Linked DNA regions of Homo sapiens: region 2 is linked to region 1. Evidence: chromatin loops called from intact Hi-C (ENCODE). Cell type or tissue: heart left ventricle. All regions are shown on one strand. Links, peaks and the distances in the headings refer to the core of each region. The heading gives the core; the rest is flanking DNA.

Evidence for each region. Hi-C counts contacts between places; a loop is a spot of excess contacts. Peaks named below come from ENCODE experiments on the same cell type or tissue, not always from the same donor. Only the 100,000 strongest peaks of a DNase experiment are listed, where the experiment ranks them.
Region 2: it touches region 1 in a loop (10-fold over the local background); 1 of 110 quality-filtered maps calls a loop at or near these places.

The regions. Positions count from the first base shown.
Region 1 is chr7:95,548,525-95,552,920 of GRCh38, reverse strand. It overlaps a transcript of ASB4 not described here. Among named protein-coding and RNA genes, the nearest start is that of PDK4, 46 kb to the left of the region's middle. In heart left ventricle, for the core only: no CTCF peak of the experiment used is centred there; DNase peaks (open chromatin) are centred at 280, 2,590 and 3,330; H3K4me3 peaks cover 786 bases; H3K27ac peaks cover 1,884 bases.
Region 2 is chr7:95,627,569-95,631,964 of GRCh38, reverse strand. No RefSeq gene overlaps it. Among named protein-coding and RNA genes, the nearest start is that of PDK4-AS1, 33 kb to the right of the region's middle. RefSeq lists an enhancer at 1-4,396. In heart left ventricle, for the core only: no CTCF peak of the experiment used is centred there; no DNase peak of the experiment used is centred there; H3K27ac peaks cover 2,794 bases.

The sequences.
Region 1 (4,396 bases), core at 204-4,203:
TGCACTGTGGGAGCCCTTTTCTGGGCTGGCCAAGGCGGGAGCGGGCTCCCTCAGCTTGCAGGGAGGTGTGGAGGGAGAGGCGGGAGCGGGAACCGGGGCTGCGCGCTGCATTTGCGGGCCAGCTGGAGTTCCGGGTGGGTGTGGGCTTGGCGGGCCCCACACTCGGAGCGGCCGGCCGGCCAACCCTGCCCCCCGGGACAATGAGGGGCTTAGCACCCAGGCCAGCGGCTGCGGAGGGTGTACTGGGTCCCCCAGCAGTGCCGGCCCACCAGCACTGTGCTGGATTTCTCGCTGGGCCTTAGCTGCCTCCCGGCGGGGCAGGGCTCAGGACCGGCAGCCCGCCATGCCTGAGCCTCTCCCTTCCATGGGCTCCTGTGTGGCAGGAGCCTCCCCGACAAGCGCCGTCCCCTGCTCCACCGCGCCCAGTCCCATCGACCACCCAAGGGCTGAGGAGAGCGGGCACACGATGCAGGACTGGCAGGCAGCTCCACCTGCAGCCCCGGTGTGGGATCCACTGGGTGAAGCCAGCTGGGTACCTGACTCTGGTGGGGACTTGCAGAACCTTTGTGTGGACACTGTTTATCTAGCTAATCTAGTGGGGACGTGGAGAACCGTTGTGTCTAGCTCAGGGATTGTAAACGCACCAATCAGCGCCCTGTCAAAACAGACCACTTGGCTCTACCAATCAGCAGGATGGGGTGGGGCCAGATAAGAGAATAAAAGCAGGCTGCGCGAGCAAGCAGTGGCAACCCGGTCATCCCCTTCCAGACTGTGGAAGCTTTGTTCTTTTGCTCCTTGCAATAAATCTTGCTGCTGCTCACTCTTTGGGTCCACACTGCGTTTATGAGCTGTAACACTCACCGCGAAGGTCTGCAGCTTCACTCCTGAAGCCAACGAAACCACGAGCCCACCGGGAGGAAGAAACTCCAGACGAGCCACCTTAAGAGCTGTAACACTCACCACGAAGGTCCACAGCTTCACTCCTGAGCCAGTGAGACCACGAACCCACCAGAAGGAAGAAACTCCGAACACATCCGGACATCAGAGCGAACAAACTCCGGACACGCCGCCTTTAAGAACTGTTAACACTCACCGCGAGGGTCCGCGGCTTCATTGTTGAAGTCAGTGAGACCAAGAACCCACCAATTCTGGACACACTAAGCCTAGAATGAGCTTATTGTGCCTGGGTTTTACATTCTATATTTTGTGGTTGCATATGGTTGGTGAAATCTCTCCATGGCAAAATCCCTGACATTCACAAGTATTATTTTCCCCTGAGCTTTTCTATTTTCAGTTGCTTAATAAACAATAAGGATCTGTGTGACATTTATCATGTTAATTGCCGTAGGTTCTCAAATTCAGTCATATAAAGGCTGGTTGGTTATTCTAGGGACTTTAAACAAAAAGTATTGGACAGATGGATAGATGCATGGATAGATAGAATGGACTAAATACCTACATTTCAGGGAATTGATACCTTATGAATGCATCTTGATTAATGGCAATTTCATAAGCCAAAAAAGCAGTTGAGTCTCAGAAACTTGGAGAACTATTCAAACAGCTTTAAAACAAAAAGCTGTACCCTATATAAATACAAGGGATATGTGAATAACTCATTTAAAGTGCTTTATTTAAAAACTGGTCAGGCGCAGTGGCTCATGCTTGTAATCCCAGCATTTAGGGAGGCCAAGCCGAGTGGATGTCCCGAGGTGAGGAGTTTGAGACCAGCCTGGCCAATAAGGCAAAACCGTGTGTCTACTAAAAATTCAAAAATGAGCCTGGCATGGTGGCATGCGCTTGTAGTCCCAGCTATTCGGGAGGCTGAGGCAGGAGAATTGCTTGAACCTGGTAGTTGGAGGTTGCAGTGAGCCAAGATCACACCATTGCACTCCAGCCTGCGTGACAAAAGCGAGACTTTTATTTAAAAACGCATGGTTGATTCTTCCCAGTATTATTATAGAGGAAAAAACATGGTAAATATTTAATTTTAGAGCTGGGGCCAAGTTGAAGACACCAAGGATTTAAGAAAACTTTGGGGAAGGGGTTGGAAAGACATCCTGTACATGGAAGAGAAGAGTCAAGTTTTTTCTCAACATTGCCTGCACTGGCTGAATTTCAAGTAACCTTTGCCGTCCTTGCTGAAGCTAAAGCAGAGGACTAATGAGGAACAGCAACAACTCAGACTCTTCCTGGGCAAATGGACAAAGTTGTTGACTATTTTCCTTGGGTTCTACCTCAAAGATCCACGGCCTGAGTCTCTGAGATGCAAAACAAATGCAAGCAGAGGGAACATATTTGCATTTGGGTTTGGACAACAAGATTACAGGTGCCCAAAGAGGTATAGCGAGCTCCAGCAATAATTTTTCGACTGATCAAGAGATTAAGAAGTGCAGGGAAACAGTTTCAGGTTTGCTTTTGAAGGCTAGAGGAGCACAGAGGGGCGGTAATAACTCAGCACCACACAGTGTCCCCTTCCGAGACAGGAGAGAAGCCTTGCTTGTCTATTCTTGGCACTGATCAGACTCTCTTATAAGTTTCTGGCAACCTCCCAGAGAGAACGGCGTGTTCCCTGCTGAGTGTATAAAGGGCTTGGAAAACATGTTTGTGTGTGCAACCCTGTGGGCAGGGCCTGGCTTAGTCTCTCTGTGTCACATAGTTCCTCTCTGGAGTGTCAGGAGGCAGCCTTGGACTTTTAGACCTGCTGTGCAAGTCTTCAGAAGCTAAGATAGTCCCCAGGTCCAGTCTGTGTACGTTGCTGTGTTTCCATCATCATGGAAGAGATAAATTTTTAGGGAACCTGGATGTTCCTGTAAACCATGGTTCATAAAGTATTCTGTTGCAAGGAGTAAATACAGGTTGGATTTCAGCTAACCTCCTATTATGGTCACAAAGCCTTCCTTTGGAAACTTGCACCTGTTTTGCCCAGTGAGATTTGGCCAGGCATGATTACTCACCCTGTGGGAACTAAGATAACACAGATTAACACCAGTGCTCCTTGCTGCCATCTTGGAGCTAGTGACTCACTCCCTGCTCGTCAAACTCCCTTTTCAGAAGAGTGAAATTTGAGCAGAAGGAAGGATTAGTCAGCTTGGCCTGACAAGCCCCTAAGGAAGCTCCTAGGGTTTCCAGTAAACAGAAAAGGGGTCTTTAGAGAAATTGTGAGCTCCTAGACCCTCTGGGCAGGCAACCTAGGTCCACCTGTCAGAGTCTAATAACAAACAGCAACCAAAATATTTTAGAGTATCTTAAAAACAGACTGTAAGATTTCATCATTACAGACCTGTTCTTGTGAACAACGTAAATCCATTTTAAAAATGGAGTCTCGGCCGGGCGCGGTGGCTCACGCCTATAATCCCAGCACTTTGGGAGCCCAAGGCGGGCGGATCACGAAGTCAGGAGATCGAGACCATCCTGGCGAACACGGTGAAACCCTGTCTCTACTAAAAATACAAAAAAATTAGCCGGGCGTGATGGCGGGCACCTGTAGTCCCAGCTACTAGGGAGGCTGAGGCAGGAGAATGGGGTGAACCCGGGAGGCGGAGCTTGCAGTGAGTGGAGATCGCACCACTGCACTGCAGCCTGGGCGACAGGGCGAGACTCCATCTCAAAAAAAAAAAAATGGAGTCTCCTATGGAACTTTCTGGAATGGAATCTAGTGAAATTCCTCCATCTTCCAATATTTCAGGCACTTTAACCACTTTCTTAATATGGTCTAGCACTGTAGTTATCAAGTGCACTCTCTTTCTATATCCCCATCCTCCCGTAACTCTCTCCTAAGTGTCAGGGATTTACTGGACATCCCCATCCTGCTATCCCATAAGCCCCTCAAAATCAACATGTCCAAAATTAATTTTGTCATAAGAAACAGGATAGCATAATGGTTTTAAAACAAAGCAAAACACACAGGCATTGGTATGCAAGTGATTGAGTTTGAATCCTGCCTCTACCTTTAATTACCTGTGAGATCCTAGGCAATTGCATAATCTGTCTATACTACAGTTTAATCGTCCATAAAATAAAAATAATAGTATTTTCCTCATAGGGTTATAGTAAGAATTAAATAAATTAAAGCATGTAAAGGAATTAGCATCATTATATTTTCCATGTCAGGTTTGCTATAAATAAGAGTTAAAAAATGAATGAAGCAACACAGTTAATGCTTAATCTAATACTTAGTCAAGCTACTGGTAACAAAAAACTCAAAACATGAAATACAGATTTGAGAAGTCCAGATTTCAGCAGCAATTTTGATAATTAGTAACTAGACCTTGATTAACATAACTTTTCTAGTCCTCATTTCCTCATAGTCAAAATAGGGATGGCACTAATAGCTACCAACTGTGGGGTGTTGACTATGTGTTAGGTACCATTGCTGAGTACTTTATAAGCATTACAA
Region 2 (4,396 bases), core at 212-4,211, 79 kb before region 1:
GCACTCCAGCCTGGGACAGAGTGAAACTCTGTCTCAAAAAAAAAGAAAAAAAAAAAAAAATATATATATATATAAAATATGCGCGCGCGCACACGCGCGCACACACACACACACACACACACACTGCAACATTTATTTTCTCCATTCACTTACCTTGTGGGTGTAAGTCAATGTTTGTGATCTAGTATTGTGAAATGGCTACTTCCCACATGACAGAAAATCCCCCTAGGCCTTACAGGAAACACCCTGTATATAGCCAGGGGCAGATTTCTCCATGCTAATCCAGGAGTGATTTGCCCATGTTTATGGCATAGCTTTGTCTCTACTCTCACAAGTAACTTCAACATGTCTTCTAGACAATCAAGGATATTGCAGCAGTTTCTGTTTTTAAAGTTCCTGCAGCAGTGTCCTTGGATGAAGACTTTTCTATTATTTAAGTTTAGAGCTGTGTCATCTTGTGGTATGATCCCAAGGGGAATTTGGGGACCAGAGCAAAAAGAGTGGGCATCAAAAAATAGATTGATTGTAAGTTGGCATTTTTCATGATACACAGTCTGGGTTTGAATCTCCTTTCTGCCTTTTATTACCTGCGTGACCTGAGATATTTTACTTGTTATTTTTCTCATCTTTAAAATGAAGATAAGAACAGTGTCTGTCTCACAGGGCTAGTGTGATGCAGCAGGGAGAGAAGACATGTAAATATGTTAGCACAGTACCTGGCCCACAACCAGAGTTGAATAAACACTAGTTATTATGATAGAAACTCCTCCCTCTGTCACGTCTTAGGAATATACAACTTTGACCAAGTCTCTTAACTGCTCTAATCTCTGATTCTTCTCTAATCTGTAAAAAGAAAGAAATAGATTAGTCTAGATGTCCTATAAAATCTTTTTCAGCTCTAATTTTCTACGAATCAAAATCATTCTGTTCTTTAACAGCAGAAACAGTTCTCACCAAATACTCTACATACTCTTCTACATTTTTCAGCATTGTAATTAGGTTGGAATTGCATAACTAGTTCTGGCCAATGGAAATGCGAGTGTGTATGACTTGCTACTGTGAGTCCAACGCAGTTATGAGCCAGTGTGAATTCACCACAATACTCTTCTCTCTCTCTCTCTCTCATTGGTGATATTGGAAGCAAAGAATTTTGAGATACTATTGTTGCAATGTAGAAGCAGCCTGCATCTCTGAGAAACCACTGGAGTAAATCTGTCTGGCCTTCATTCGACTGTAATAAGAGCAGGAAATAATTCTTTGTTGTGTTAAGCAAGTGAGATTTTGAAGTTGACTTGTCAAAGCAGCCAGCAGTTACTTCTCCTGACTTGTACAGTATTCAAGCTCCTCCATATTCCATACCTCAATTTTTTATGAAGGTCTTTTTTTAAAAAAAAACAAATGTTTTTTAAACATTTAACAAACAAATGTTTGTTCTTTGTTTTTTATTGATTCCTAGGGGATCTAGGAATCTAGGAATCTAGGAATCACTAGAAGGTAAAGAACCAAGGAGCACCAGTACTTGCATTTCAATAATTTGGTCTGCTGACTACAAACTTCCTGATTCCTAGGGGAATCACTAAAAAACAGGGGGTAGGGTGAAGAAAAGAAAACGTAAAGAAAGTTTAACATGTGGCCTGAGAGGCATGCATGCAAAACATGGAAGAAGCTAAGAAGCCAACCAGGGCATTGTTTTAGTGTAGCTCCAGGCTTTTCTGATATTTTCTAAATGCTACCCTCTTTCCCACTACCTTGGTTCCAGGTTTATTTCATGGTACTCTCAAGAAGTGTTATATCACTGGGCATTGTAAAATTCTTGAAGCTGAATTAATTTTATTGTAGTTACACTAATTATCAGAAGAAAAACATTTCACACCAGGGATAAAATGGAAAGGCATGCAATATCTGACTCCCTTACATCATAGGATTGTTGTAAAAACCAAAATAGATACCAGAGATTGAAAACTGTGAAATGCTATGTATTAAGATGAGGTAGATGATGTGACGATAGAATAAGAAGTATATTGCAAAGGCACTAGAACTCATGAAAGACATAAGTTGCCTATGTCAGATATTCAGATTCTTTAGGGAAGGGAAGGGAAGAGACATATGAAAATCAAAATACAAAGCATGGTTAGAGATTTACATAGAAACATAGAAACTGCAGAGTACTTCTTATTTCCCTAACTATTCTCTTTCTTTTAAAAAAAGTTACTAAACTTAATCTATCAAGAAAAGAAAGAAACACCTTCTTCAAAATAATTGAAATTATGAGAGCAGTGAGAATGGTCTTTCTAAGCAGCTACATGTTTGTACATATCTGTATAGCATAAAGTGGAATTCTTTGAGTTTCCATCTATATTTTCTTACTTAAGAAACTAAGCTTAGTAGGCGTATATTGATGACATTTAAAAAATAATTATTGACTTAAATGTGAATTTCAAAAATAAGTAAATACTAGTGATTCAGCTCTCTGTGTCATTTATAAGATGGATTTGTCTAAATCATTAATGAGTAGGATGAAATGTCAGAAGAGAGACCACTGCAGCATCACAAACAAGATAGATAAAAACATCAGAGGGTGACTATTGACCTAATCCAAACAAATTATCTCCTGGTTCCATTGGTTGTTGCCAAGTCTCAGCAAAGTACTTAGGGTAAACATAGCACGAGAGTGGAAAGGGGTCTGCTTGTCTTTCCGTTTGTGATTGTTCAAGCAAATGAATGATAGAAATGTGAGCTGATCTCTGCCAACTGCACGGAAGTCATCAGATTATTGACGTCAATGCTATAAATGTTCTAGGCCCTTACAAGATAAAAGGAAAAGTAACATTGTGACTTGGAAAGAGAATGAGGCCCTGAGGTAATAGATCAGGTCACTGAGGCAGAACTAAGACTTTACTGCACCAACAGTCACCATTTAATGATGCCTCCTTGGACCTCCAGAGAGTGAGTTTTCTCAATCATATGAGAACTTGGCATATAAGATGAAAAGGCACTTAGCAGTACTGCATCATATCCAAACAGCAATGATTTACATGTTCTCTGAGCCTTTGAGCTCGGTACATTGTGTAATTTACAGGAGACTTGCTATTCCAAACTCTGGCCAACAGTTGGCCATTTCATCTCATATTGATATACTGAATAGACTATGATAGAAATAAAAGAGACAAAACCCATTTTAATAGTTGTCAGTGACTATAGATTTTTTTTTTGATACAGGGTCTGCTCTGTTGCCCAGGCTAGAGTACAGTGGCACTATCATTGCTCATTGCAGGACTCAGGTTAAATGTAACTAACTGCCAAGTGGATTCCATGATATCGATACACTAAATAGCTTTTTGGCTTTTCACCCAGTGTCTAGCAATCAGTGGAGGAATTACTACCAACAGGGACAGAGGACAGGGAAAGGGAGTGAGAGGAGTGAAGTGTTAAGAGCTGGAGAATAGAGGGAGAAGGTAAAGAACCAAGGAGCACCAGTACTTGCATTTCAGTAATTTGGTCTGCTGACTACAAACTTCCTGAGTGGAGGAGGGAAGTCTTGTAGCAAGTTAGACATACCTCTCTCTCCAAACAAACACCAAACAAACACACACACACACACGCACACACACACCACATACACACTCAAAGAACATTTAAAAAGTATCTCAGCTTGGCCAGGCGCAGTGGCTCACACCTGTAATCCCAGCACTTTGGGAGGCCGAGGTGGTTGGATTACCTGTGGTCAGGAATTCAGGACGAGCCTGGCCAACACCTACAATACCAGCTACTCAGGAGGCTGAGACAGGAGAATTGCTTGAACCCAGGAGGCGGAGGTTGCAGTGAGCCAAGATGGCGCCATTGCACTCCCGTCTGGGCAACAAGAGTGAAACTCCGTCTCAAAAAAAAAAAAAAGTATCTCAGCTCTATCTATAGGAAACTCAATCTTTTCAAACCAGAAAAAGATTCTCGTAGACTAAGACCCCAAATCTGTTCATTATCAGATTTGATCATATTGCTCGATACTTTGATGTGAAATATAGGATGATTGGATAGGACTCAGTTGCATTTCCACTATACCCAACATACTTATAATTTCTTTGCTTACCATTTTTTGTTAAGTCCATAGATTTTTCTGGATTTAATTTCCTTCCTGCTGAATTACATCAATCAGTAGTTCGTAAAGCAACGATCCATTAATAGTGAAACTTTTTAGATTTCTTTCTTATTTTATTTTATTTTGTATTTTTTTTTTTTTTTTTTGAGATGAAGTCTTGCTTTGTCACCCAGGCTGGAGTGCAGTGGCGCAAGCTCGGCTCACCACAACCTCTGCCTCCCAGGTTCAAGCGATTCTCCTGCCTCAGCGTCCTGAGTAGCTGGGATCACAGGTGTGTGCCACCATGCCTGGCTAATTTTT